Linked DNA regions of Homo sapiens: all the other regions are linked to region 3. Evidence: chromatin loops called from intact Hi-C (ENCODE). Cell type or tissue: endothelial cell of umbilical vein. All regions are shown on one strand. Links, peaks and the distances in the headings refer to the core of each region. The heading gives the core; the rest is flanking DNA. Region 1 overlaps NOC4L (nucleolar complex associated 4 homolog). Region 2 has its middle 59 kb from the start of MUC8. Region 3 overlaps FBRSL1 (fibrosin like 1). Region 4 overlaps LOC105370092.

What was found. Hi-C counts contacts between places; a loop is a spot of excess contacts. Peaks named below come from ENCODE experiments on the same cell type or tissue, not always from the same donor. Only the 100,000 strongest peaks of a DNase experiment are listed, where the experiment ranks them.
Region 1: it touches region 3 in a loop (15-fold over the local background); 10 of 110 quality-filtered maps call a loop at or near these places.
Region 2: it touches region 3 in a loop (17-fold over the local background); 25 of 110 quality-filtered maps call a loop at or near these places.
Region 4: it touches region 3 in a loop (11-fold over the local background); 25 of 110 quality-filtered maps call a loop at or near these places.

Annotation. Positions count from the first base shown.
Region 1 is chr12:132,150,341-132,158,068 of GRCh38, reverse strand. It overlaps NOC4L (nucleolar complex associated 4 homolog), which reads right to left. Exons shown (of 15, transcript NM_024078.3): 10 at 7,028-7,088; 11 at 6,701-6,811; 12 at 6,425-6,585; 13 at 6,249-6,331; 14 at 5,872-5,985; 15 at 5,601-5,787. The coding sequence ends at 5,668. Among named protein-coding and RNA genes, the nearest start is that of NOC4L, 9.7 kb to the right of the region's middle. RefSeq lists an enhancer at 3,293-3,793. In endothelial cell of umbilical vein, for the core only: a CTCF peak has its summit at 4,040 (motif pointing left); a DNase peak (open chromatin) is centred at 3,998.
Region 2 is chr12:132,411,884-132,419,611 of GRCh38, reverse strand. No RefSeq gene overlaps it. Among named protein-coding and RNA genes, the nearest start is that of MUC8, 59 kb to the left of the region's middle. RefSeq lists a silencer at 4,531-4,669. In endothelial cell of umbilical vein, for the core only: CTCF peaks have their summits at 4,537 (motif pointing left) and 5,440 (motif pointing right); a DNase peak (open chromatin) is centred at 4,511.
Region 3 is chr12:132,558,549-132,563,548 of GRCh38, reverse strand. The region is part of intron 5 of FBRSL1 (fibrosin like 1); the gene reads right to left. Among named protein-coding and RNA genes, the nearest start is that of MIR6763, 21 kb to the left of the region's middle. RefSeq lists enhancers at 1,878-1,927, 2,058-2,397, 2,408-2,477 and silencers at 3,008-3,087, 3,358-3,657. In endothelial cell of umbilical vein, for the core only: CTCF peaks have their summits at 1,501 (motif pointing right) and 2,186 (motif pointing right); a DNase peak (open chromatin) is centred at 2,218; H3K4me3 peaks cover 1,816 bases; H3K27ac peaks cover 433 bases.
Region 4 is chr12:132,425,215-132,432,942 of GRCh38, reverse strand. LOC105370092 reads left to right here. Exons shown (of 4, transcript XM_047429966.1): 4 at 1-7,728. Among named protein-coding and RNA genes, the nearest start is that of MUC8, 46 kb to the left of the region's middle. RefSeq lists a silencer at 2,335-2,504 and an enhancer at 3,734-4,268. In endothelial cell of umbilical vein, for the core only: no CTCF peak of the experiment used is centred there; no DNase peak of the experiment used is centred there; H3K27me3 peaks cover 140 bases.

The sequences.
Region 1 (7,728 bases), core at 1,102-6,101, 410 kb after region 3:
AGTGTGCATAGTGGTGTGTGTGTAGTGTAGTGGTGTGTGTAGTGTGTGTAGTGGTGTGTGCATAGTGGTGTGTGTTGCGTGTGTGTAGTGGTGTGTGTAGTGGCGTGTATGTGTAGTGTGTGCATAGTGGTGTGTGTAGTGTGTAGTGGTGTGTGTGTAGTGTGTAGTGTGTGTAGTGTGTGTGTAATGGTGTGTGTGTAGTGGTATGTGTAGTGTGTGCATAGTGGTGTGTGTGTAGTGTGTAGTGGTGTGTAGTGTGTGTGTAGTGGTGTCTAATGGTGTGTGTAGTGGTGTGTATGTGTAGTGTGTACATAGTGGTGTGTGTGTAGTGTGTAGTGGTGTGTGTAGTGTAATGTGTGTGTAGTGGTGTGTGTAGTGTGTGTGTAATGGTGTGTGTGTAGTGGTGTGTATGTGTAGTGTGTGCATAGTGGTGTGTGTGTGTAGTGTGTGTGTAGTGGTGTGTGTAGTGTGTGTGTAATGGTGTGTGTGTAGTGTGTGCATAGTGGTGTGTAGTGGTGTGTGTAGTGTGTGTGTAATGGTGTGTGTGTAGTGGTGTGTAGTGGTGTGTGTAGTGTGTGTGTAATGGTGTGTGTGTAGTGGTGTGTAGTGGTGTGTGTAGTGTGTGTGTAATGGTGTGTGAGTGTAGTGGTGTGTGTATGTAGTGTGCATAGTGGTGTGTGTAGTGTAGTGGTGTGTGTGTAGTGTGTGTGTAGTGGTGTTTGTAGTGTGTGTGTAATGGTGTGTGTAGTGGTGTGTATGTGTAGTGTGTGCAGTGGTGTGTGTAGTGTGTGTGTAATGGTGTGTGCGTGTAGTGGTGTGTGTAGTGTGTGTAATGCTGTGTGTGTGTAGTGGTGTGTGTAGTGTGTGCGTGTAGTGGTGTGTGTAGTGTGTGTAATGGTGTGTGTGTAGTGGTGTATGTGTAGTGTGTGCATAGTGGAGTGTGTAGTGTGTGTAATGTGTGTAGTGTGTGTGTAGTGGTGTAGTGTGTGCCTGTAGTGTGTGTAGTGTGTGTGTAGCGTAATGTGTGTGTAGTGGTGTGTATGTGTGTGCATAGTGGTGTGTGTAGTGTGTAATGGTGTGTGTGTAGTGGTGTGTGTGTAGTGTGTAGTGGTGCGTGTGTGTAGTGGTGCGTGTGTAGTGGTGTGTGTAGTGGTTGTGTGTAGTGTGTGTAGTGGTGTGTGTAGTGTGTGCGTGTAGTGGTGTGTGTAGTGTGTGTGTAGTGGTTGTGTGTTGTGTGTAGTGGTGTGTGTAGTGTGTAGTGGCGTGTAGTGGTGTGTGTAGTGGTGTATGCAGTGGTGTGTATGCAGTGGTGTGTAGTGGTGTGTGTGTAGTGTGTGTAGTGTGTGTGTGTAGTGGTGTGTGTAGTGTGTGTGTAGTGGTGTGTGTAGTGTGTGTAGTGGTTTGTATGTTGTGTGTGTAGTGTGTGTACTGTGCGTGTAGTGTGTGTAGTGGTGTGTGTAGTGGTGTGTGTAGTGGTGTATGTAGTGGTGTGTGTGTAGTGGTGTGTGTAGTGGTTGTGTGTAGTGTGTAGTGGTACGTGTAGTGGTTGTGTGTGTAGTGTGTGCGTGTAGTGTGTGTGTAGTGGTTGTGTGTGTAGTGTGTGTAGTGTGTGTAGTGTGTGTAGTGGTGTATGTAGTGTGTATGCAGTGGTGTGTGTGTAGTGGTGTGTGTAGTGTAGTGTGTGTAATGGTGTGTGTGGTGTGTGTGTGGTGTGTGTAGTGTGCGTGTAGTGGTTTGTATGTAGTGTGTGTGTAGTGGTGTGTGTACTGTGTGCGTGTAGTGTGTAGCGGTGTGTGTGTAGTGGTGTATGCAGTGTGTGTGTGTAGTGGTGTGTGTAGTGTGTGCGTGTAGTGTGTGTAGTGGTGTGTGTAGTGGTATGTAGTGTGTAGTGGTGTGTGTAGTGGTTTGTATGTAGTGTGTGTGTAGTGGTGTGTGTAGTGGTATATGTAGTGGTGTGTGTAGTGTGCGTGTAGTGGTGTGTGTGTGTAGTGTGTGTAGTGGTTTGTATGTAGTGTGTAGTGGTGTGTGTACTGTGTGTGTAGTATGTGTAGTGGTGTGTGTAGTGGTGTATGTAGTGTGTGTGTAGTGGTGTGTGTAGTGTGTGCGTGTAGTGGTGTGTGTGTGTAGTGTGTGTAGTGGTTTGTATGTAGTGTGTAGTGGTGTGTGTACTGTGCGTGTAGTGTGAGTAGTGGTGTGTGTAGTGGTGTATCTAGTGTGTGTAGTGGTGTGTGTGTGTAGTGGTGTGTGTAGTGTGTGTAGTGGTGTGTGTACTGTGTGCGTGTAGTGTGTGTAGTGGTGTGTGTACTGTGTGCGTGTAGTGTGTGTAGTGGTGTGTGTAGTGGTGTAGTGTGTGTAGTGTGTGTGTGTAGTGGTGTGTGTAGTGTGTGTAGTGGTGTGTGTAGTGGTGTATCTAGTGTGTGTAGTGGTGTGTATGTAGCGGTGTGTGTCATGTTGCATGGTGAGCTCTAACGACCCCAGCCCCCAACACCCAACTCTACCTCCTGCCACCCGGAGTGCAGGCGAGCCGTCCCCACCAAGTCCACACTGCAGGTTCACGAGCGAAATCAGTGCTGCTGCAGTTCCACACCGCTACGTTCTGAAGTCACTTTCTGAGCATAGACCCTGGCAGCACACTCTGCAGATGGGACAACTGAGGCCTGGGGCCGTGCCACCCTCCCAGCCGGGAGTGGAGCCCGCGCCGTTGGAGACCGGCATGGCCTTCACCGTGGGCTGCTGGCCCCAGTGGGGGAAGACCCAGACACCGCAGGGAACGGACACGCTCCTCGCTGTCCAGCGGGAATCGCTTACCGCCGGGGCCTTCGCCACAGCTCCCAGCACGACCGACGCTCGGGAAACGACTGCTGATTCTCCGCAGCTGATTTCCTCAACGCCAATTAAACGCTCCAGCGTCCCTTATCGCCGGAACGCGCGCTCCACAGCTCTTCAGCTATCCCTCATTACGGATGTAGCTGTGACTTCACTGTCCGGCAGCCGCGTTCATTTCCTGAAGGGAGACCCGGAATCGGGGGACGGGAGGAGAGGGAGAGACAAGACAGAGAGGGAGCGGGGGAAGCACAGGGGGAGAGAGGCCCCACTGGTGCGGCGCTGTTCTCCGTGTGCAGTGAGGACACCGCCGGGTACACGCAGGTGCCGGCTGGGTATTGGCCTCATAGGTGATTGAAGGGGCCCCTGGAATTTCTCTAAGATTCTGGAACTGACGGTGTCTCAGTCCGTCTGCACCACTGTTACAGGTTACCTGAGAGCAGGTAACTTCTAAAAAGTGACACTGTCTTCTCTCCAGTTCCGCAGGCCGGGAAGTCCAGGATGAAGGCACCAGCCTCTAGCGAGGGCCTCCTGGCTGCGCCCAACCTGACAGGAGGCCAAAGGCCAGAGAGCAGCCGGCTCAGCACCACGTGAAGAATCCACTTTTACAAAGGCCTGAATCCCATTAACAAGGATGGCGCCCTTGCGGACGAGGCACTCCTAACACCGCCTGGTGGGCAGCACCTGGATCTGGGAGGGCAGGCGCTCCTCCACAGCACAGGGGACGTCCCCGTGCTCTCGGGGATGGCGGCAACACCTGTATTTCAGAGGGCATGCGCTCCTCGGGGGCAGCACCTGGATCTCGGAGAGCACACGCTCCTCCACAGCACAGGGGACGTCCCCGTGCTCTCAGAGATGGGGGTCACCAGCCAGGGAGAGGGGACCTCAGGCGGTGAAGGAGGTCCCTGTTCATGCCCGGCTCATGCGGGGAACACAGGGAGCAGAGGACCGAACACGGTTACGTGGAGGTTGCTAGACACAGAGCCCCTCTGACGACAGAATCCAAGCCTGGCTGACTCGGAGGCGCTTTCACTCTCCTCCTGGCCTCGCCCATCATCCGAGATCCGCCTAACAGCCCAGCACAAACCCTCCGTGATGTCAGGAGGGAGGCCCTGGCTGAATCCGAGCAGGAAATACTGCAGACCCCGGCGAGGTGAAACCTAGCAGGGCAGCTCGGGCGCTGCAGGCCTGGGCAAGGCTGCAGCGGCCTCTGGTGGCCGCATGAGCTCAGGATGCCAGCACCTAGGCCCAGCCCTGCCCCAGGAGCCCAAGGAGGGCGGGGAGGGGGGCCAGGGCTCTGGAGCGTACCCGGTGTGACAGGCTGCCTGGGACACAGCAAGAGGACGGGCCCTGTCTGCCCTGCTGCAGCGGGAGTGCTGAGAGGGCTCGGGCGGGACAGCATGAAGAGTGGGGAAGGAGGGGCGCCTGTGCAGGACTACCACGCACGGGGTACCAGGGAAGGCCTCCCGGGGGGACGGGGACGGGACGTTCAAACCAGGGCAACACAGGGAAAAGCGGCAGAGGCCACAGCTGTGGCTGGTGCAAAGGCCCTGGGGCAGGAGCCAGTTCACTTGAGGAGCCCGCTGGGGCAGAGGGAAGCAGCCAGGGGGATGCTGGGAGCAGAGGCAACATCTCCACCATCACTCTGCCCCCCAAAACCCCGCTGGGCACACGGAGGGTCCCGGCCAATGCTGGGCCGGCAGGGTGACACCCCCAAGCCACGGCCAAGGCACTCCCCGCCCTCCCCAGCCACACCCACGCGCACCAAGCTCTGTTCCAGTGCCCCATCCCACCCTGTCCTCGAATAAGCAGACTGTCAAAAGGAAACTGGGGGTCACTGTGTAGACAGAAAACCTAGTTTGTTTGGTATAAATTTGGTTCCCTAAAAATAAACACCCCGATAACAAGGCTGTGCTGCAGCCGGACCAGCGCCTCCCACAGCGGGGGAAACTCCACTGCAGCTGGACCAGGGCCTCCCACGGGGGTGGGGGCAGGGAACTCCAGAGGGGCCCAGGCACTGCCTGTAACTCTACGCAGCATCTACCCGGAACTCTACGCAGTATCCACCCGGGGCCTCTACACAGCACCCACCCGGAATTCTACGCACCATCCACCCAGAACTCCACGCGGCATCCACCCGGGGCCTCGCGGGGCTCCCAGAACGAAGGCCAGATCGGCAGGACACAGCCAGCGTGGGATGCTGACACTCACAGGAACCCCCGACTCACACCAACCCCCCACTGACACCAACACCCCCCACTCAAACCAACCTCCCATTCACACTAATCCTAACCCACCCCCCACACACACCACCCCCCCATTCACACCAACTCTCCCCTCACACCAACACCCCCACTCACAACCAAACTCCCCCCAGTCACACTGACCCCCCACTCACACCACCTCCCCTCACTCCCACACACACCATACCCGTCTACACCACCATACACCTCCCACCACAACTGACCCAGGCAGAGAGAACCCCCCCAACCCTGCTCCCTCCCAGGTGTCTGGAGTGTAACCTCAGCAGAGGCCCCGAGCTCTGCCAACAGGGAGGTCACTGGGGCCAGGGGATGAGGGAGGCTGGGTGACCGGTGACACTGGTGGGCCGGAGGCCCTGGGAAAGACCACGCCTCAGGTTCCCCACCATCCCCTCCCAGGCTGTGGAGTCGGCAGGGGCCTCGCTTTGCCATGTGCCTGGTGGGCTCAGGCAGATGTGAGGCCCTCGGCCTGGCAGAGGCATCCAGCCGCCCCAGTCCACACTCCCTGAGCCTTTCTCCTGCAAAAACATTTATTCACAGGTGGGCTGGGGTCAGCTGAGATTTATTCACAGGTGGGCCAGGGTCAGCTGAGCGTGAAGTGCTGGGCACAGAGTTCACCCGGCCGTCCCAGCAGGCCCTGGGCTGGGATAAACTCCAGTGGCACCGGCTCGGGCCCCTTCTTCTTCAGGTCCCGCTCAAAGATCTGCAAAGCACAAAGCACGGCGGCTCTCAGGCTTGGCTCAGCGCCCCGTGGCCCAGACCCTCGCACCCTGGCCCAGTTCCGCACCTCGTAGGCCGTGAGCTCCAGCAGTGGCGCGATGCTGACCTCAGGCATGGACAGGGCCTGGTTGATGACGCTGGCGGCTTTGGACACCTCAGGGTGGTAGTGGCGCTGGAGGGCCTGGGGCAGTAGGGCCGTTAAGAGGCAGCTGCCCCAGGCCCCCGCCCTGTGCCCCCAGCCATGGCCTCCCTGTGCTCCCAACCAGAGTGGGCGGGGTCGGGACGGAGCCACGTGAGAAGGCCAAGCACCCAGCACCCACAAACCCAGGTGGCCAGCTGGGGACGCAACATGAGGCTATGCGGGAGGTGGCACGGGGAGCTGGGCTTTCTGAGGGGCCGAAGGATGGCTCGGGAGGCCCCAGGGTGTGGCAGCAGCGCCCTCACCTGAAGCTCCCACAGGGAGCTCTCCAAGGCCCGGCTCTGGGCTGGGTCCTCCTCTCCAGGGTCGTAGGGGTCGGCGTCCAACTCTAGGAATGAGACGTGGGCCCTTGTCTGCCGTCCACAGCACCAGGCACCCCCGCCCCAGCTCCAGCCCAGCCTCCGAGGGCCCCGCAACTCACCAGGGCCGTGTGGACGGTGCACGAGGACCCGGCAGGCAGGGTGCCGGCGCAGCAGGTTACAGATGAAAGGCAGGACCATGAGCAGGGCCTCAGGGGGAGCCGTCAGGGCCAGGCGGGCCAGCCGCTTGGCGAAGGCGGCCACCAGGTAGGCGGGGAGGTGGCTGGGCAGGGCAGTGGTTGTGAGACAGGGCCCGGACTGCTAGCCCCCACCACCCTCCCCTGGCCCCAGGCTGCAGCCGCACAGAGCAGGGCAGAGCCAGGTGCCCTGGTACTCACGAGGAGGACAGGAAGAGGTCAGCCAGGTGGAAGAAGCGGGCGCGGTACTTGACGTGAAAGACAGAGGGGTCCAAGAGGCCGTAGAGCTTCCGGTAGAAGTCAGGGTACTCCCTGCGGGCCGGGGGGAAGGAGCAGCGGATGGAGCAGGGCCCGGGAACTGAGGCCTCCAAGGCCAGGGTCTCACTCGGCGCCCCTTCCTCCCGCCCAGGGACTCCAACACCATGGCCTGTGAGGAAAGCGGGGACCCCGTGGGGCAGGGTGGGAAGGGGACAGAGGAGCAGGGCTGGGCAGACTGGGAAGAAGACCTGCACCCCTGGTGACACTCACAGGTTGTGTTTGTGAATCAAGATGAACAGCCCGTTCAAGGCCAAGAGGCTGAGGGCCCCCCCTGCAGACAGACAGACACAGGCTGGAGCTGCAGTGACCTCGCTCCCACCCTACCCCCTGCCCACACTGAGTGTAAGTCTGTGGAGTGTGGCCTCTGCCCCTGCTGTCCCCTCCCACAGCCCCCACGGACACAAAGCTGGAGACCACATGCAGGGCAGGGGAGTGGGGGGTGGAGGCAGTGGGATCGGGGAAGAGGTGCTGCGGGGTGGGGGTTGGGGGTGTGAGCGAGGCGGCGGCACTCACCGAGGGGATTAGGGGTGTGGTGTGAGCGAGGCGGCGGCACTCACCGAGGGGATTAGGGGTGTGGTATGAGCGAGGCGGCGGCACTCACCGAGGGGATTAGGGGTGTGGTATGAGCGAGGCGGCGGCACTCACCGAGGGGATTAGGGGTGTGGTATGAGCGAGGCGGCGGCACTCACCGAGGGGATTAGGGGTGTGGTGTGAGCGAGGCGGCGGCACTCACCGAGGGGATTAGGGGTGTGGTGTGAGCGAGGCGGCGGCACTCACCGAGGGGATTAGGGGTGTGGTGTGAGCGAGGCGGCGGCACTCACCGAGGGGATTAGGGGTGTGGTGTGAGCGAGGCGGCGGCACTCACCGAGGGGATTAGGGGTGTGGTGTGAGCGAGGCGGCGGCACTCACCG
Region 2 (7,728 bases), core at 1,645-6,644, 150 kb after region 3:
TTACCCCCCTTTCAGTTTGCAGGTAAAATGAGGGGCCCATTGAAAGTTATCATGTGGCAGCTGAATTATGCCTTTTTTTTTTTTTTTTTTTTTTAGACAGAGTCTCCATCTGTCGCCCAGGCTGGAGTGCAGTGGTGCGATCTTGGCTCACTGCAACCTCTGCCTTCTGGGTTCAAGCAATTCTCCTGCCTCAGCCTCCTGAGTAGCTGGGATTACAGGCTCCCGCCACCACGCCTGGCTAATTTTTTGTATTTTTAGAAGAGATGAGGTTCCACCATGCTGGCCAGGCTGGTCTCAACCTTGTGATCCACCTGCCTCCGCCTCCCAAAGTGCTGGCATTACAGGCGTGAGCCACCGCGTCCGGCCCTGAATTATGCCTTTTTGAAGGGATCTCAGCAGGCACTGAATGCTGCAGGGTCCAGAGTTTATTTGGGTAACTTTACATCAACAAGACAATATATTTGGAGAAATTCACAACCACCGTCACACTTACTCAGCTCTCAGGCTGCAGAGGGTATGGAGGAGGAGCCTCTGACCTCTGAGCCCCTCGGTGTTTCTTCCCTGTTTCTCTTTTGTGGACTGTTGGAGAGACACCCCCTCCCCACGGAACTCCCTTCCCCAGGGCCCACTTCATGGAACAGAGCTTCTCAACACTCAACATGCAGCAAACCACTGCGGGTATTGTTAGAATAAAGATTCTCCACCAAGAGGTCTAGAGGAGCCCTGGATTCTGCCTGCCTTTCCTTCCTTCCTTCCTTCCTTCCTTCCTTCCTTCCTTTCCTTCCTTTTTTCCTTTCCTTCCTTCCTTCTTTCTTTTCTTTCTTTCTTTCTCTCTTTCTTCTTCCTTCCTTCCATCTTTCTTTCTTTCCCTTTCTTTCTCTCTTTCTCTCTCCTTCTTTCTTTCCTTCCTTCTTTCTTCTCTTTCTTTCTCTCTTTCTCTCTCCTTCCTTCCTTCCTTCTTCTCTTTCTTTCTTTCTTTTTCAGACAGGGTCTTGCTGTGTTGCCCAGGCTGGAGTGCACTGGTGCAATCACAGCTGACAGCAGCCTTGACCTGATCGCTTCAACGATCCTCCCACCTCAGCCTCCCAAGTAGCTGGGACTACAGGCACGTGCCACCACACCTGGCTAGTCATTTATTTTTTGTAGAGATAGGGTTTGACTATGTTGCCCAGGCTGGTCTTGAACTCTTGGGCTCAAGCAATCCTCCCACCTCAGCCTCCCAAAGGGCTGGGATTACAGGTGTGGGCCACCGCACCTGTAATCTTTTTTGATTTTAGATATTTGACTTGTACTTATTCAGTTAAGCATCCCTCATCTGAAAATCCACTCTGAAATGCAAACTCTTCCAATGGGCATTTCATGCATTTCATCCGAGCTCATGCCAGTACGCAAAAAGTTTCAGATTCCGGAGCGTTCTGATTTTGGATTTTTGCAGGAGGGATGCTCTGCCTGTAAGTGCCAGGCAGCCTTCCAGCTGCTGGGGAAGTAGCTGGAAACCAGAGGACAAGTCCCACTGCCTCAGATCCCTGTGGGGACAGAGTAGATGGGAAGCAAAGGTGTGCACGAGACCACGCCAGACACACGGATCGCACGGAGCGAGATCTGGCCGCATGGAGAGCCAGGAGGAGCAGGCGGGGAAGGGCCTGGCGGTGGGAGAGCTCCAAGTGTCTGCAGCAGAGCAGGTGGTGCAGCCACGGCCGGGGCAGCACAGTGAGAGGCCAGAGGGGAAGCTGGGCCGGTCCCGCAGGCTCTGCAGGCCCTGGCTCGGGCTTTCACCTGCAAGCAGGAAGGTGCTGTGGGTCTAAGCACATGAGGTGTTGGTTTCAGCTCCAGCTGGGCAGGAGGCTGGGCCGTGGGAGGAGGGGACAGGCAGGGGACAGGCAGGAGGCTGGGGCGGTGCTGAAATCTGTACCCATTGGCTTTGCCATGCTTCCCACAGAGCTGGGTCCGGCCGTTCCTGACTTTGTGGACCGTGGAGGGGTGACACTGTGGGCTTAGTCCCGCGGCCGGCTCTTGAAAGGCCCAAGGCCTCTGCCTGGTTCTTGGAGCCACTGCACTGCAGGGGTGGCCACTGCCTGAGGATTCTGACCCCGGGACCACTGTGTGGGGGACCTTGGGGAGACCCCCACCAAGCCAGGGAGTGCCCAGCCAGCAACTGGGCCAGTGGTTTCCCACGTCCGGCCCAGTCACCCTCATAGGACACAGCCCTGGCCAGCGGCACAACACGAGAGACCCCAGTGAGGACCCCCCAGCCAGGCCCCCTGAGTCCCTGACCCCAGCACTGTGAACAACGTAGTGGAGGTGTCATTTCAAGCTATTGGCTGTGCTGGGACAGAGGACCCTGATGCAGAGACCGGGACGGTGGCTGGACCACCGTGGGGCTGGGTGGGTGGGAGGCGTTTGGCTTCAGCGTGTGGTCTTGGCAGAGGTAGGTGGGATCTGTCCGTTTCTACCTCCTGCCCACCAGGCCTGGTTCCAGGTTGGTGGCATGGCCACGGCGGGACTCGGGGCCCCGCTGAGCTACTGGTCAGCCTTGGCTGAGAACCCCCTGCCCTGCCTCTTTGGGGCTGCCGCCAGCAAGGGGGTGGGGGGCTCCATGCGGACCCCTGGGTGTTGGGGGCTGGCAGGGGTGGGCCAAGGCAGTAGCACTAGGCAGCAAGGGAGCGTCAGGGCCCCGGGCTATAATCCCTCAGGGGCCATTCTGCGCCCTCTGGCCTTGACCCCCGGGGTGTGGGGCCCTTCCCACACTGGGTGCTGCCGGCCATCAGTCTTTTTAGAGGCCTCTCCTGCTGTAGGAGCCCACTGTGGGGTGGGGAGGGAGGACCCTCTGCTGCCCCCCTCCCTCTAGGGATGAGGTCTAAACTCCAGAGACCTGACCGGGCCCCCTCCCTTCCTCTCTCGGCCTGAGCTCTCCTTCCTCAGGGTCTGCTGGATTTGAGTGGGGGTCTCAGGCTGGGGGCACTGGCTGCGTCTGTGGCCTGTTGTCCAGCAGAAGGCTCTGTCCGGGATCGGGAAGTGGCAACGCGTTCCTCAAACCACAGACAGTCGTGTTTCCAGAGACGGCTGCCGCCGTGTCCCCACGTGCTCCTCCAAACCTCAGAACCCGGGACCTGCACCCCTCCCCACATCTGGAGATGGCCCCTGCCCTGGCTCGAAGCTGGGTGGGCTGTGGCTCACCTGTAACCAAGAATCCTTCTCACTCGCGAGGATGGGGTGGGCTGTTACTAAGTTCCAGGTGGCTCGTTAGGCAGCCGGGAGCCGGGACACTCGGATCCCCCGGGCATGGGGGCCTCTCTGGGAGGCCAGGACAGAGTTGCTGACCAGGTTTCCAGGGCTCTGGGGCCAGGCTGCTAGGGCGGTCCTGCCTGGGAAGGCCACCCACCTGCCCCGAGCTGGCCTTAATCATTAGGCTGGCCTGACGTCCTTTTAGAGAACAGCTCAAGCCGTGCTGGGAGCCAGTCAGCGGCGGTCATGAGAGCAGCCATTTGCACTTGGCAAACTTGGAGTGGCGCAATGAATACGTCCTCTCCTTGAAAAGGCCAGGGCACCTCACTGAGCTCTGGCCTTGGGTCAAATATAACTTAAGCTGCAGAAAAGGGAAAACGATGGGAAGTGAGTCTATTTTCTTCTCTGGACACTCCTGCCTGGTCCCCAGAGACGCCACCGTGACCAGGTTCTCACATGTGACAGCCCTGCAGCCCCGTCCTCCAGTGGGGTGGGAGCCGTGCCCTCCCCAGCCTGGCTGTGGCCGTGACTTTGGGAGAGGGTCCCGGGTGTGTGTTTGCTACAGTGAGGGCAAGGGGCCCCTGACTTCCTGGGGGAGGGGACATCCTTCACCAGAGGCCACCACAGCCGACCTTCCGCACTGTCCTTGCAGGGGCCTGGTGGGGAGCCTGGACAAATGGCCGTGTCACCCTCTGCAGCCTGAGGATGGGGCGGCAGCTCCGCCGGCCCCAGGACACTTGCCAGGACCCCAGGGCACGGGAGACGGAGCTGGTGGTGTGGCTCATCCGAGAGGGAGCTGCTGCCTCAGGGCTATGGGACGGGACACCCTTGGCAGAGGGTGGAGAGGTGCAGGGCCAGGAGAGCACCAGGAGTCTGTACCCGTAGAGCTGGGGAAGCACTTTGGGCAGGGACAGATCCTGAGGCGGTTCTCAGGCAGAGGCCTAGCTGCCGGGGTGGGGAGGGGGGTACACCTGGGACCGGGCTTCTCCAGCTGGGGTCCCTCAACAGCAGCATCCACGTCACCTGGGAGCACGTCAGGAATGCAGACTCCCTGGCCCCACCAGCCTTGAGCCAGCCTCGGGGAGCCCCATGCCAGGTGTAGAGACCCCGACCATGCCAGGTGTGTGTGGGGGCATCCTCGGGCCCCTGGGGCTGAGTGACTCTGCCAGGGGCCGTGGGCGGAGCCGCAGCGCTGCCTGAGAGCTCGGGGCCCACCCTGCTCCTGGATTCTGCCCCAGTTCCGGATCCCAGGGCTCCTGGCGACGGCTCTGGCACAGAGCGGAGCAAGAGAGACCCCTAGTGGCCAGAGGGTCAGTCCCGTCCTCCAGCCACCAGGACGGGCACCACGCCCTTCCCAGAACTGTCCCTGTGCCAGGGGTGCAGGTGCCGAGGCCCAGGCCCTTCTCTCTGCTGGAGGAGAAATCACAGAGACTCAACCTCAGGGAAACTGGGTCCTGGCCCCAGACCCACGGGGGCCCCGGGTTGTGCATGGCGGCCGTGAAACGAGGGGAGAGCCTCACCCACGCCTGGTCGGGGGTGCTCCACAGCTCCCTGGGGTGGGGCAGGGCTCCCCAGACCCCGGGCCTCCTCCCGGCTCCCACAGCCTCTGCCCTGCCCTGCGTGCGACCCGGGCCTAGGTGGGGTCTGCCTCCTGCCTGGGTCTCCAGGGGCTCTGTGACCTGCTGTTCCCTGCACGCCGGCACCTTCAAGCCCCAGAACACACCTTCTCCTGGAAGCTGTCACCTGCTCTGTACGCCGGGACAGGCCTGCAGGGCGGGACCCCAGCTACTGGCCTTCCCCCGAAGGTGGCTGGATTTCAACACTCGCTCCCACTTCCGAAGCCAGAGCGTGGAGCCCAGAAACAGCGGCTTGCAGAGGGATGGACCACCGCAGCCTGGACGGAGGCCCCAGACCCTCCACTCCACTGTGGTCGCTGGAGGAGCCCCCGGTTGAGGGATAGTGTAGAAACCTCAGCCAGTGTCCTTCGAAATCACCGAGCACGGGGCGGCAGCTGGGACAGGGTGTGGCGGGTCCCGGGCTGCAGGGAGGGCCCTTGGGGGAAGCGCCTTGGTGGGGGGAGACCCTGAGGTCTTCCCGGGAGCTGAGGTGGGAACACTGGAGGGGCCTCCGGGGCGCCTGCCGCAGGAGGACGTCCAGGTGCGTGGACGCAGAGACTCCCGTGGGCTGGGGTCGCGGTTCTGAGCTGCAGGACCCCAGGTACCCACTAGAGGGTAGCAGCGCTCTGTGGCCCTGGACCACCGACCACAGCCCACTCCGGAGAGCAGGGCCAGGACGGGGCAGGAGCTGGGTTACCCTCCGGAGTCAGCAAGGGTGGGCAGGCAGCCCCTCACCAGCCTCTTAGGCTCCTGATACCTGACAGGACTGGCAAGAAGGCCGCCAGGACGACCTGCCGTACCCTCAGCGCCCGGCACAGACAGGGCTGTGGTCTCTGGGCCAGAAACCCCAGGTCCTGGTGCTGGAGCCCAGCTTGTCTTCTGGGAACCTCCTGCTGCTCTGGAACCTCAACGTCCTAAAACAGCCCAGGCAGCTCTGCAGGACAGCCTACAGTGGTTAACATGGCACCCCCAGACCCCCACTGACACCCCAGACCCCCACTGACACCTCAGACCCCCACTGACACCCCCAGGCCCCCACTGACACCCCAGACCCCACTGACACCCCAGGCCCCACTGACAACCCCAGGCCCCCACTGACACCCCAGGCCCCACTGACACCCCAGACCCCACTGATATCCCAGGCCCCACTGACATCCCAGGCCCCACTGACACCCCAGACCCCACTGATATCCCAGGCCCCACTGACATCCCAGGCCCCACTGACATCCCAGGCCCCCACTGACATCCCAGGCCCCACTGACATCCCAGGCCCCCACTGACACCCCAGGCCCCACTGACACCCCAGGCCCCACTGACATCCCAGGCCCCACTGACATCCCAGGCCCCCACTGACACCCCCAGACCCCCACTGACACCTCAGATCCCACTGACATCCCAGGCCCCACTGACACCCCAGGCCCCACTGACACCCCAGGCCCCCACTGACACCCCAGACCCCACTGACATCCCAGGCCCCACTGACACCCCAGGCCCCACTGACACCCCAGACCCCACTGACATCCCAGGCCCCCACTGACATCCCAGACCCCACTGACATCCCAGACCCCACTGACACCCCAGGCCCCACTGACACCCCAGGCCCCACTGACATCCCAGGCCCCCACTGACATCCCAGGCCCCACTGACATCCCAGGCCCCCACTGACACCCCAGGCCCCACTGACACCCCAGGCCCCACTGACATCCCAGGCCCCACTGACATCCCAGGCCCCCACTGACACCCCCAGACCCCCACTGACACCTCAGATCCCACTGACATCCTAGGCCCCACTGACACCCCAGGCCCCACTGACACCCCAGGCCCCCACTGACACCCCAGACCCCACTGACATCCCAGGCCCCACTGACACCCCAGGCCCCACTGACACCCCAGACCCCACTGACATCCCAGGCCCCCACTGACATCCCAGACCCCACTGACATCCCAGACCCCACTGACACCCCAGATCCCACTGACACCCCAGGCCCCACTGACACCCCAGACCCCACTGACACCCCAGACCCCACTGACATCCCAGACCCCACTGACACCCCAGACCCCACTGACACCCCAGATCCCACTGACACCCCAGACCCCACTGACACCCCAGATCCCACTGACACCTCAGACCCCACTGACACCCCAGATCCCACTGACACCCCAGACCCCACTGACACCCCAGACCCCACTGACATCCCAGGCCCCCACTGACATCCCAGACCCCACTGACACCCCAGGCCCCACTGACACCCCAGGCCCCACTGACATCCCAGGCCCCACTGACACCCCAGATCCCACTGACACCCCAGGCCCCACTGACACCCCAGACCCCACTGACACCCCAGACCCCACTGACACCCCAGATCCCACTGACACCTCAGACCCCACTGACACCCCAGATCCCACTGACACCTCAGACCCCACTGACACCCCAGATCCCACTGACACCCCAGACCCCACTGACATCCCAGACCCCACTGACACCCCAGACCCCACTGACACCCCAGGCCCCACTGACATCCCAGGCCCCCACTGACACCCCAGACCCCAGTCGGACACCCATGCACCCCTTGACTGACACCCTCAGACCCCCAGCCAGACACCCCCAGACCCTGTGGCCCACATCCCAGACCCCCTGGCCCCCAGACTCCCCAGCAGGAAACCTCAGACCCCCTGGCCGACACCGCAGACCCCCTTGCCCACACCCCTAGCCTTCTTGGCTGTCACCCCCAGACCCTGTGACCCCCGGCTGGACTCCCCCAGATCCCATAGCCAATACCCCAGACCCTCTGGTCAGTGGAACTGACTGGCCAAGCCCTGTCCGAGGAGGCAGTTCCTCCCAAGCTGCTCCTTTCCACAGTCAGGGCCGGCCAGGGCAGAGCCTGGC
Region 3 (5,000 bases), core at 1-5,000:
GACGGAAGGAGATCCAAGAGCGCAATGAGAAGCCCCAGAGTTCCCACAGATGCCGCGACGGACAGAGATCCACAGAACCGAATGAGAAACCCCAGACATGGTGCAGGCTGTGGGGGCCAGGTGTGGGGTGCAGGCTGTGGGGACCAGATGTGGGGTGCAGGCTGTGGGGGCCAGGCGTGGGGTACGGGCTGGGGGGCCAGATGTGAGGTGCAGGCTGTGGGGGCCAGGCATGGGGTACGGGCTGGGGGGCCAGACGTGGGGGCCAGACATGGGATGCAGGCTGTGGGGGCCAGGCGTGGGGTGCAGGCTGTGGGGGCCAGGCGTGGGGTGCAGGCTGTGGGGGCCAGGCGTGGGGTGCAGGCTGTGGGGGCCAGGCGTGGGGTGCAGGCTGTGGGGGCCAGGCGTGGGGTGCAGGCTGTGGGGGCCAGGCGTGGGGTGCAGGCTGTGGGGGCCAGGCGTGGGGTGCAGGCTGTGGGGGCCAGGCGTGGGGTGCAGGCTGTGGGGGCCAGGCGTGGGGTGCAGGCTGTGGGGGCCAGGTGTGGGGTGCAGGCTGTGGGGGCCAGGTGTGGCGTAGGTCCTTCAGAGCAAGCTCCTGTTTCACCTCTTATCTGAAAATAATTCCAGACAGATCGCAAACATAGAAGTGAAAAACCATCAACGTATCAGAGAAGACCAGGTGTGGATTCCACCTTCTTGCTGGAATGGGAAGCCCTTCCTAGTCACGTCGCAAGGGCCTGAACCACAGAGAAGAGCAGCAGGTCCATGCCTGTAAGATGGCAAGAGCCGAGGCGGGCCTGCCACACCCACACGCGCCGGAAGGGCCCCTGCACTGGAGGAAGGTGGGCCCCTCGGAAAGGAGCAGCGGTTGGGCCCCGCACGTTCGTGTGTTAAAGGGCTGCGGTGCAGCTGGTGGGAAGGGATGCTGAGCTCCTGGCACTGACGCTACTTGGTCTGCTCACCCTGTGCGGTCCCCGGGGTCGGGGTCCTGCAGCCCAGGCTTCTGCAGGGTGAAACACCAACTCTATGTCCAGCGCCCCCAGCCACCAACCCCCAGGCAGTGACGTAGGACATCCTTCTGAGGAGGTTGTTTCTGCTCAGACCCAGCTCAACCACACAGGGGCCGGGTCGGATGGAAGCTAGGAGACCCCGGCACCCCAGAAAGGGACCCTCCCAGCCCCAGTCCAGGGCCCCGATGACCCTCTCCCTCCCCCAGCCTTGCGGCCACCACCCCTAGAATCCTGGCTTGTTACAAAGAAAGAAGGACAGGAACCTCTCACCCCTGGGAAGCCAGGGGGCCTGGAGGTTGGGGCATGTGGCTTTCTCCTCTCTGCTCGCCTCAACATCATCCCCCAGAAGTGTGGCTCCCATGGGGTCCGCCTCCACCTCCCTGCCCCGTCCAGCCACTGCCGGTGACCCAGGCTACGCAGTGACCATCCCAGCATCGGAAACAGGAAGGACTCCGAGAGAAACAGGAGGAATAGTGAAGGGGCCTGTGCAGGTGGGCAGGGAGGAGTCCAGACCAGCCTTTGGGCCTCCAGGGGGCACTGCGGCTCCCCAGAAAGGCCTCGGCACCTCCTTGGCCGTGCCCATCCCCCAGCAGTGCCAGCACCAAGTGCTCCCTTGGGCCAGGCTCCCAAATCTGGGCCCCTCACACAGCAAGGATGGGGATCCAGTGCTGCTCCATGCCAGCCATGAACCAGGCACTGAACACCCAGGCCTGCCACAGACCCCTGGGGTCTCTCCTGGGCCTGCACCATCCTCCTGGGAGGACTTCTGGACCCCTCATCTGAGGGGCTGCACTGTCTCTGGCACGCACGCGGGCCCTCTTCTTGGCTGGCGTCCCGGGTTTGAGTGGCCTCTTCGCCAGGTGGCCCACCTGTTAACTGCCCCCTCTGTGGTTGGGGCAGCAGGCCCCACCACGCCGCCAGGACTCTCCAGGGGCCAGGAAGGAGGCGGGTGCTGAGGCCTCCCAGGTGGGCAGAGGGAGGAGAAGCCAGCTTAGCCCGCAGTTTGACGGCCAACCCAAAAGGCAGACCCCAAAGCACAGCCCCCAAAGCCGGCCCTCGTCTCTAGGGTAACCACAGGTTGGAGCCCTTCTGGGGCTCTGCTGCCCTCCCCTTCACTGGGACCCAAACACTCTAGTGGGTTCCGCTCCACGTCCCAGGTTCGAACACAAGCTCCCCAGGGCCACAAGGGGGCGCCCCAGACACCAGCGAAGCCAAGAGGGCTGCAAGGAAGGGGAGGGTCTTCCGCACGGGCCGCGCGGCTGGGGCCATCCAGCACCCATTCTGGTCACGCCACAGTGGGCCCTACACTTAGCAGACGAGTTTGCTCAGGGAGGCTGAGAATGGGTGCTCCAGGGGTCCTCGGCCCTAGCAGAGGCCCCGGAGGCAGGTGGCCTCCACCTCACAGTGAGAACCTGAACACCTGGCCAGGTGCAGCCACGCCCATCCGGGAGGGCTGAGAGCAGAACAGGGGCCGGCCCTCTGGGGGCCTGGCCCAGGCTCCAACCCCTTCCTAGACCACACACAGCAGCTGCACCTTCTGGGGCTCGTTCCTCCACGCGGTCCCTCAGCTCTTTCCCTTCTAGGACAGGGCTTCTGGCAGTGGCCAGATGACCCAAATGGGGTGGCAGCCCCAGGGGCCACCAGACCCGCTTAACTTCTCGGCCATGGTCTGCAGGGACGTGACCCAGGCACGAGCAGCCGCCTCTGCCTCCTAGCCCGCGTGGGGTAGAGGATCACTCAAGCCCAGGGTACAGGTGGGAGGACTCCGGGTCCGCAGGCTCAGGGTCCCTGCGAAGAGGCAGCGGGGGCGCCCGGGCAAGCCTCAGCCCCCGCGAGGTGCACAATCCCGGCGGCGGGCGGAGGTCAGGGCGCGCTTTGTCTGCGAGGACCCGACCCGCGGAGCAGCCTCGGCCAGACACGCGGCGCAGCCTGGGCCAGCCGCGCCCCGCCCCAGACAAAGAACTCCAACTCGGGGCAGGTGAGCGCGGCGCCGGGAACCCGGGTGGCCGATTCCGCACCTGGGCGCAGACAAAGGCGCGCGCCACCCACAACGCTCGGCCCCGCCTCCACCCCCGGACCCCGGGTGCCCTGACCCGGGCCTGGGACCCTCGGCCGCGCCGCACCCCCGCCCGCCCGCCGCCACGTGCGCCCCCGGGAGGACGCGGTCTCCGCGCTTGGCTCCGGGAGAGGCGGTGTGGGCAGAAGGCCCGGAGATCTCGGGCGTCCCGCTCTTCTGGGGGGGCGGTCGCTCCCCCTCCCCTGTCCCCCCAAAGTCCCAATTCCCTCTCTGGAGTCCGCAGCGCGCACTCACCTCGCCGGCGCCCCAGGCAGTCGCCCCTAGTCCCGGGGCCGGAGCCGGGCTGCATGGACGCGGGCGTGGAGCGCGAGCCCCGGGTGGCCCTGGCCCGTCCAGGCGACCCCTCTCCCCGCGTGCCCTGCTCAGCCGGAGCTCGGGCCGGGGACGCGCATGTCCGCCGCGCCGGCTCTGCGCGCTCTGGGCGGCGCTCGGTGCGCTCTGGGCTCCCGGGCGGACGTCGGGCGCGGCGCGGGCCCCGAGGCGGCGGGCGCGGAGCTGGGCGCGCGGGAGGCGGGAGCGCGGGCGGGGCGGGGGCGGGGCGCGGGCAGACCCGACTAATCCAGCCCCGAGGCGCCGATCCACCCGCGCCCGCCGCCGGCCCGGGGTCCGAACGCGCTGCCTCCGATCACGGCCACCCGGGGAAAGGCGCGCAGCGCCGGCCTCACTGAGCGCTGTGTGGGCGCTGCTCCTCTGGTCCTCACAACAAGAAGTTACGGACACCTGCCACCCCGCTCCCAGAAGGGGAAACTGAGTCAGAAAGGGCGACAGCCGGGCGCGGTGGCCGGCGCCTGAAACAGCACTTTGGGAGGCCGAGGTGGGCGGATCACTTGAGCCCAGGAGTTCGAGACCAGCCTGGCCAACATAGGAAGACCCCCCACCCCCGCCCGTCTCTACGAAATAAAAAAATTAGCCGGAGGTGGCGGCACGCGCCTGTGGCCCCAGCTACTGGGGAGGCTGAGGTGGGAGGATCAACTGAGCCCGGGAGGTGGAGGCTGCAGTGAGCCGAGATTGCACCACTGCACTTCAGCGTAGGTGACAGAGCGAGACAAGGTCTCAAAAAAAGGAAAAAAGAGCGACCTCATTGCCACTGTGGAGAGTTGGGACCTGAAAGGAGGAGCCCTTCCCCCACCCGTCCGCTGCAAGCCCCGCCCTCCCTGGGCCTCGGTTTCTCCCTCTGTGAAACGGGGGTGCAAAGTCGGAGACAGCTCCGAGCAGCTGCTGTAGCTGCAAACGGCTGTGCAGCGCAGCCCCCAAGACCACCGCCCTGAACCCCGTGATTTTACACTTGAGGTGGCCGGGAGGGACAGGAAGCACCTGGCTCTCCCTTACGGTGGGGCGCTAGAACTCGGATCGAGGCCCAGCCACGGCTTCCTGCAAAGGCTGCTTATGTGCGCCTGACCGCACCAGACGCCTGGGCGGGACCCTTCCATCCCAGCGCCCACTCAGGTGGAAAACCAGGACACCAACTGCGAACTCAAACGCGATGAGTAAGGGAGGGAGGGCGCAGCTCTGGACCCGGCAGTCGGGAAGTGTTTAAGGACGGGTCCTCTCCAAGCTGCTGCGTGGCTGGCAGCACACAGGGAGGCCGGCTCTGGTGCGGCCAGGGACAGAGGGCTTGGGCTCCAGTTTCGGGACTGAGGTGGGAGCTGTGGCCACGTTTCTATTTCTGGGCTTGGAAGGCCTGGCCCCGGGCAGGGCCTATCCATGGCGGAGCCCGCAGCCATTCAAACCGCGGGAGCAGCTCCCACACGGGTTCGATGGAGCCCTCTGCAAGCTGGACCAGCACTTTCTGCTCCCAAAGGCGCCAACGTTCGCAGGATGCCTCCAACGGTATAGAAGGAATCACCAAGGTCGGCCTCAGCCAGGGAGTTCCAGCCCTCAGGTTCTATTTGAACTACTTACCAAATACACGTACT
Region 4 (7,728 bases), core at 1,206-6,205, 130 kb after region 3:
CAGGGCCTCTGAGCTGCTGGTTTTGGAAATGCAGCCAATGCTGAGGTCCCTCAGCAGCCCAGCAGCAGGCCAGGAGGGCTACGGAGCTGCCAGGGGCTTCCAGGACAGCTCTGGGAGGGCCAGGGAGCTGCTAGGGGCCTCCAGCAGCAGGCAGGGAGGGCTGCGGAGCCGCCGGGGGCCTCCAGGACAGCTGTGCCCTGTGGTTGGCCTTCTGTCTTTGGGCCTCTGTGCTGGGCATCTTGGAGAAACCAGCTGTGGCTGTGTGTGCTCAGGGCTGGTCAGGGGCCCCACGTCCCACCCCCTCTGGTGCCCCTAATTTTAGGAAAACCCATGAGAAACTACCATCTCTACTGAGCACAGAACGTGCTTTCTAGAAGATTCCAACCCAGGAGTCTCGTTAGGAGGTAGCGGGCCTGCAGCAGGAGGATTTTCTTTCGGTGTAATTTAAAAATTAACTTTTCCATCCCTCTGAGAATCTAGAGTAGCAAGTTCTTGAGGGAACGGGACAGGCAGCGGCCAATGCTCACAGGCCTCTGCTGCACGCTAGTGACGAAACGCAGCGGAACGCGTGCTCCCAGCCTGGGGCCAGGAGTCTGGAGTCAGGCATCGTGGGGCCGAGGCTCCAGGGGAGGATCCTGCCACCCGGTCTGGCCTCTGCTGGCACCCAGGTGCTGGCTGTGGCTGCAGCGCTGCAGTCTCTGCCTCCTTCCCTTGCGTCTCCTCCTTGTCTCTGTTTTCTCTTCTTATAAGGATGCCTGTGTTTGGATTTAGGGTCTACCCTCATCAGCTGGGCCTCATCTTAACCAACTCCACCTGCAAAGGCCCTGTTTCCAGATGAGGCCGCAGCCTGAGGTTCTGGGTGGACACCATTCTACCCAGTACCACGTATGTACATACTCACGGAACCCTCCAACGCTCCTAAGAGAGGGGCCCCTGATGGTCCCCAGTTTACAGGCGTGAAAGTTCCAGGAGGAGGCTGAGCTGCACAGGGTCACTGGGTGCTGGGCACTTGCCCCCGTCGCCAGCTGCTGCCCAGAAACCACCCCCACACTTTGTGACCTGCAGCAACACCAGGGATGATTTTTATCCTGAATCCACAGCTCGGGCAGGTTTGCTGCGGACGGCTTGTTTCTGCTACACTTGGCAGGAGCTGGGGCTGCCCACACGCTGGGGGCCGAGTTCGCCCAACGCTCAGGCACCTGGTGGGTCGTGGTGGCTGTCGGCTGAGCCCTGGCCAGGCTGTGACCAGACACCTGCAGGGGCTCCTCTGTGTGGTCTGGGCTCCCACACAGCCTGGCAGCTGGTTCCATGAGTAAGAGCCCAGAGCCCCCAGCCCAGAGCCCAGAGCCCGGAGCAGGCCAAGTGGGCCGGCTGCAGCCTTCTGCCCTGTGCTCCTCCCCAGCCCGCCATGAAGGCCGTGCATTCAGGCAGCGGGGAGCGGGGCTCCTCTCCACGGGGGGGTTGAGGGGGAAGGCAAAGGTCTGGAAGAACACGCAGGACTGAAAATATTGTTTCGGCCATGTGTGCATTTTTGGCACAATCTACCATATTAGTAGACGCCAGTTCCAAACCTGGAAACTTGAGCCTCTGGACCTAGGTCTCTGGATCCTCAGCACGGACCAAGCCGCATCTGGGGAGCGCCTGCCGGGGAGCCAAGCCCGCAGGAGGGGCAGGTGCTGGCGGGGGCCGTCACTGCAGTCCTCATATGGTTAGGCCGGGGAATGATATTTCCTCTCCACCTCTCTCGGTGGACCCTAAATCCAAGAGAGAAGACATCTTTCTCACGGCAGCCCCATCTCAGGCAGATCCTGTCGTTTGCAGCCTCTGACCTGTGGGAGGAGCCCAGGCCTGCCGGGAGGCGGGTGCACACTCACAGAACGTGCAGCGCAGGTGTGCACTCTAGAGCCCACCTCAGTGCTGAGGTCGACGTCACCCCCGGGCTCTTGGGCCGTGGCCAACGGCAGGTATGTTGCAAATCTGAACAGCATGGTGTTTCTAAATGTGGGACCTTTGCCCCCAAATCCAGACTTCCGGCTTTTCTTTTTTCTATTTTTTTTTTTTTTTGAGACGGAGTGTCGCTCTGTCGCCCAGGCTGGAGTGCAGTGGCGCGATCTCAGCTCACTGTAAGCTCCACCTCCCAGGTTCACGCCATTCTCCTGCCTCAACCTCCTGAGTAGCTGGGACTACAGGCGCCCGCCACTACGCCCGGCTAATTATTTGTATTTTTAGTAGAGACGGGGGTTTCACCGTGTTAGCCAGGATGGTCTCGATCTCCTGACCTCGTGATCCGCCCACCTCGGCCTCCCAAAGTGCTGGGATTACAGGCGTGAGCCGCTGCGCCCGGCCCCAGCTTTTCTTTAAAAGAACAGAAGGTGGAGCAAGGCTGAGTCCACACCCTGCGAGTCAGGAAGTAGCTGCAGCTGTCTGCGGGCCGCCGCCTCGCCCCGCGGGCTCCTGCCTGCTGTGCCACGCCCCTCACTGCTCCCCACCGCGTTGCAGCTGGCGCTCCACCTGCCGCTCACCAGACCAGGGCTGGCAGCCCCTTCCCAGACCTGCCTCTCTGTGATCTCATGTGACCATGGCAGCTGCAGCTGTCTGTGGGCTGCACACCCGGGCACGGTGGCAAGCTCCCGGGATGGGGGATGATGAGCAACCCTCAGATGGCCCCACAGTGTGCCAGGTATCGCCCTTACACACCTGTAAGGGCGTCACCTCATTTCATTCTCATGACAGCTCTCTGGGGGGGGGCATCATCACTATCACCTTACAGATAAGGAAGCTCAGGCACCAAGAGGTTAGATAACTTGCTCCAGGTCACATAGGGACGATGAGCGTTGCAGGTGTGTGCAGGTGTGCATAGGTGTGTTCCAGTGTGTGCAGGTATGCCCATGTGTGTGCAGGTGTGCTCCAGTGTGTGCAGGTGTGCTCAGGTGTGCGCAGAGGTTCCCAGGTGTGTGCAGGTGTGCCCAGGTGTGTGCCGATGTGCCTAGGTGTCTGCAGGTGTGCTCAGGTGTGTTGAGTGCCAGGCACGAGGAGCCGAGGCCCTTCCACATGTCTTACCCCAGGCTCCAGCGGCCCAGTTCCAGGGTGGGAGGTCTGCCAAGGCCTCATGGCCGCCTGCTCAGGATGGGGGAGGGCACCTTCCCCTTCTTGGCCATCTGCCCAGTCCTCTCGGGGTTGGGGGCTGTGCTGGAGGGGGCGGGCAAGGACGTGCCTACGCTGTCATCTGGTGGCTGCCTCCCAGGAACTAGGGAATTCCAGGTTCCTGTCCAGAGTCCACCCGCAGGCTCCTGACACCAGTGGCTCCCCCAGGCCCAGAGGACGCAGGCTGCTGAGGGGCTGCAGCCCATCAGGGTCCCTGCCTGAGCCCCGCTGTCAGGCAGGCATCCCACAGGAGCACCCTGGGCTCTGCTGCCTTCCCGCGGTTTCCTGTTGTGGGCAGGGCCACAGGGGCTGTTGGGGAAATTCAAGGCCTGGGACCTGGGAACTTCCAGCCTGGGGAGGGAGACGGGCGAGGGCCAGGAGCGGGTTTCAGGAAGTGACCAGTGCCCTGGGAGAGGGAGAGTGGCCGCAGGTGGCTGCTTCCCACAGGCCCCATGGAAAGGACATCTGAGCTGAGGCCTGAGGATGGGAGAACCCTCATGTGTGAAAATGGGGAAGTGGGCGGGAGGTGGGGAGGTGGGCAAGTCGGCAAGTCACAGGGCGTGGGGTAGGAGCTTGAGCGTCACCGTCGGGAAGAGGCCGTGTGGTCAGGGAGGGAGGAGGGTGGCTGCCGTTGGCAGCTGTCAGATGGGACTCGCAGGCAGGTTTCGGACAGGTTTCCTTTCCCAGGCCATCTGCGAGAACAGAGACGAGGGCTTGGATCAGTTTCTGTCTGAGTTGGCGCCTTCCCAGGCTGGCTGTTGGCTCTGCTCCCTTCTGGGACCTGTTGGGATGAGCAGATCAGGGAGTATTTTGAGCCGAAAGGTACGTGGGGAAACTGGGACTGACAGCGAATTCCCTGTCTGCGTTTGCCCACATGAGTTTTTCTTTGTGCTCTTGTGCTCTCAGGAATTCAGCCTCTGAATCCCTCCTGGGCCTGGGGTGGAGCAGGGTGAACACATACGGAAGCGTAAACACAGCGGGCCGACTTCAGCCTGCAGCTCAGCCCTGCGGTCTCCTGGGCAACGCGCTGCGTGGGGACATTGTCTCTCACCTGAAAAGCTGCTTACGGGCCCCCACCTCGTCGTGGGTTTAAAGCGGATTAATGGGAGGGTTGGTGGTTCTGGGGCTGGCAGGGCTTCCCAGCAGGGGCAGCCCCTTCATGTGGTGGCGAGCTTGGTAGTGACAACAGGCAGGCCGCTGTGCCCCGGGTGGGTGGCTGGAGCTGGGCGTGGGGTGTCTCCCCGTGAGGACTGTCTGCCCTGCCCGCTGCTCACAAGCCTTCTGCGTTTCCCACCACGCTCTCCTCACCTTCTACTGGGAGGAAGGTCCCAGGGCACGGGAGGGACCCTGTCTAGAGTGGAGCTGGGCTGCCCCATCTCAGGTCATGGGTCACGGCTGCCCCATCTCAGGTGACGGCAGCCCCCTTCAGGTGAAGGCCAAGGCGCGGCTCTTCTCCTCCCAGCCTGAAGCAGATCCTGTTGTCTGCAAGTACCCAGCATCCGATGGCTTCTCACGGCCTCCACCCCGGCCACCTGGTCCGAGACACTGCTGTCTCCGGCCTGGACTGGTGCAGTAGCCAGCAGCTGCTGCTCTCGCCCTCTATGGGGCAGCCTCACACGGCCCGTGGTGCCCCTGCTGGTGCTCAGTCCTTGTGCGCTCCCTCCCTTGAGCATGTGCGGGACCTGTGGTTTATCTCAAATGAATAGAAAATGGCAAAAGCAATGGGGTGTCACTTCCAAATCTGGTCGCGGAAAGACCCTGGTCTATCTTGCTCATCCCTCTCACCCTCTCCCACGGTCTGGTGAAACCAGTGGCTGTGCCGAGAGCTGCCATGGGGCAAGAGACTGAGGGCGGCTTCCAGCTAAACGCCAGTGAGGAGCTGAGGCCCTGAAGAACTGAATCCCGCCCAGAACTACATGCCTGAGCTCGGAGCCATTTCTTCCCCATGGGAGATGAGACCCCTGCCCAGCTGAGTCCGGATTGCAGCCTGTGAGACCCTGAGCCTGCGGATCCAGCCAAGCCATACCTGATCCTTGATCTAAGGAAAATGGGAGCTGATAAGTGTGTGCTGTTTTCAGCTGCCAAGTGTGGGACCCTTTGTGATGCTGGAGTCAGTAGATGCCGCAGGCTCACCCCGCCCTCTCCTCCCAGCCAGCATGATTATGTCAAGACCAGATCAGCTCACAGCACTTCCCTGCTCATGGCTCCTAGTGTCTCAACAGCCCCAGGCCCTGCCCCATTTGTCACCTCCCAGCCACCCACCCCAGGCCCTGCACTGTTCGTCACCCCCTGGCCACTGCCTGCTCCCCAGGCCTGCCCTGTTCATCACCCCCCCAACAGGCCTTGAACCATTCATCACCCCCCGGCCACCAGCCCCAGGCCCCGCCCCGTTCGTCACCCCCCCCCGCCACCCACCCCAGGCCCCGCCCCGTTCATCACCCCCCCACCGGCCACCCGCCCCAGGCCCTGCTCCGTTCGTCACCCCCCGGCCACCCGCCCCAGGCCCCGCCCCGTTCGTCACCCCCTGGCCACCGCCTGCTCTTTCCTTGCTTCCTGGCCTTGAGCCACATGGGGCAGTTTCCTGAACATTCCCACTGTGTTTGCACAGGAGGTTCCCTCTGCCTGAGATGCTGCTCCCTCACGCCTTCCAACATCAGCTTCTCAGTGAGCCCCTCCCTGATCTCTCTGCTTAGCCTCAGATTCCTCCCGTGTCCCTGCCGCTCCTGCTTATTTGTCTCTGCAGGATTCATCAGCATCGGGCCCTTCCAGCTGTCAACCTACCCCCGCTGCCACTGGGACGCACACTCCACAAAAGCAGGGTTCTCCTGTGTCTTCTCTCTCCCCTGCAGCACCCCCAGGGCCTAGAGCAGTGTCTGACACACGGTGGAGTCTCAGCAAACATTTGTTCAAGGAGTAAACCGCAGGAGTGGAGGGCAAATCCAAGCGTGAGCCTGAGCCTGCGTTGCTGCGGGAATGTGAGCAGGTGCCCCGGTCCACCCCGGCAGAGGCCTCCCCCGCCCAGCGCGTTTCGCCACATCTCCTCTGGCCAACTGAGTCCTCGCAGAAAGGTGTGTCAAACAGATCATTCCTCCACCTGCATCCCTGAGTGAGGACAAACAGCAGGTCCCCTGAGGACGTGTGAGAGCAGTTGCCTGAGTGAGAGATACGCCTTCGCCATTGAAGGCACTGAGTCTGGGGACTGTTTGTTAGAGCAGCAGAACCAAGCAATCCTGACAGCGCAGAAACCAGCTCCAAGAAATGAGGTGCTGCCGCAGCCACAGGGCACCTGGAGCACGTGTCCTGCTCACGTGGAGGACAGAGAGAAGGCGGGGCAGAGGCCGGAGCACACTCGGTGTGGAACACTCGGTCAGACTGGACTCGGCAACTTGGAAGTTGGACCATGAACCTGACGAAACCGCAGCTCTAGGGAAAGGCTGGAAAATCGCACGTCGGCAGACATGCCAGTGAGATCTTTTGAGGAGCCAGACCCAGACAGGAATTGTCCATCCTGCCAGCAGGCGTGAAAGTGAACAAGGAGATTTCAAAATATGACACTCCCAGAAAGCTGGAAGAGCCGGCTGACTGTAGACTCCAAGTGATCAAGAAAGTGCACTGACAAAAGTCTCAAGCAGGGCACGGCGTCACAGCCTTGTTCATCTCCCGTGCATCGAGGCGTCTCATGGTGAAGGTGCCATGTGGGCATGGTGATTTTCACTTGGACAAAACGGCGCAGGGGAAAGTGACCAGGTAGGGAGAGGAGGATGACGTCCCTGAAACTCAGCTGAGCCATCGGCATGGGCGGAAGGCTTTGTGGCCCTGGGAAGGTCGATGGCGGAGGAGCTGCAGGGGTGGCTGCTGCATGTGGAGCTGGCTGAAGCCAGAGATGAGAAAGCTCCTGGGGTCTCGAGAGAGTCGCGATGACAGGATGGCACCCACTCAGTCTACAAGAGAAACGTGTGCGTTAATGCAAACCACCACTAACTCCTGCGACCAGGAGGTGGGCGGCGAAGACTCACCGGCCCCAAGGAAGGCGTGTCCTGGGTACCCACCTCGTACTGGCCGAGAAGGGTCATGGAGGAATCAGAAACCTCTCGGAGGGCAGAGCCAGGGGCCTCGGAGGATGGCAGAAAGGGAGGTGACCTTCAGGTAGGAACTGAATCTGGACTGAGTGAGGGAGCGTGGACCAGCACCAGGGTGGGTGCTCAGGGGCCTTCCCGGGGGTTTCAGGTCCTCTGTGGACCAGCGACTGCCGCCATCTCCCTTCTCTCTCTCCCTGCTGCTGGGGCCATCATGTCCATTCCCTGCCACCCACTGTGCACCGAGCATGAGGGAGGCAATGACCAATCTCTTCAGTCTGTGAGTCTCCGGTGAAGAGGTGTCTGGGGTCACCCAGACCCGATATGGCTGTGATTTGGGGTCGTCTCACCTGGGGAGCCATGACGGGGAGTGAACACAGTCGATTAGTCCAGAAGGCAGACGTGGAAGTCAGTGGCGCCGCCCACTAATATTTTGGCCTCCTTTTCCAGACGCATTTAGGATTATGCTTTCCCTCTCTCTCCAAGTTAGGCCCGGCCATGTGACCTG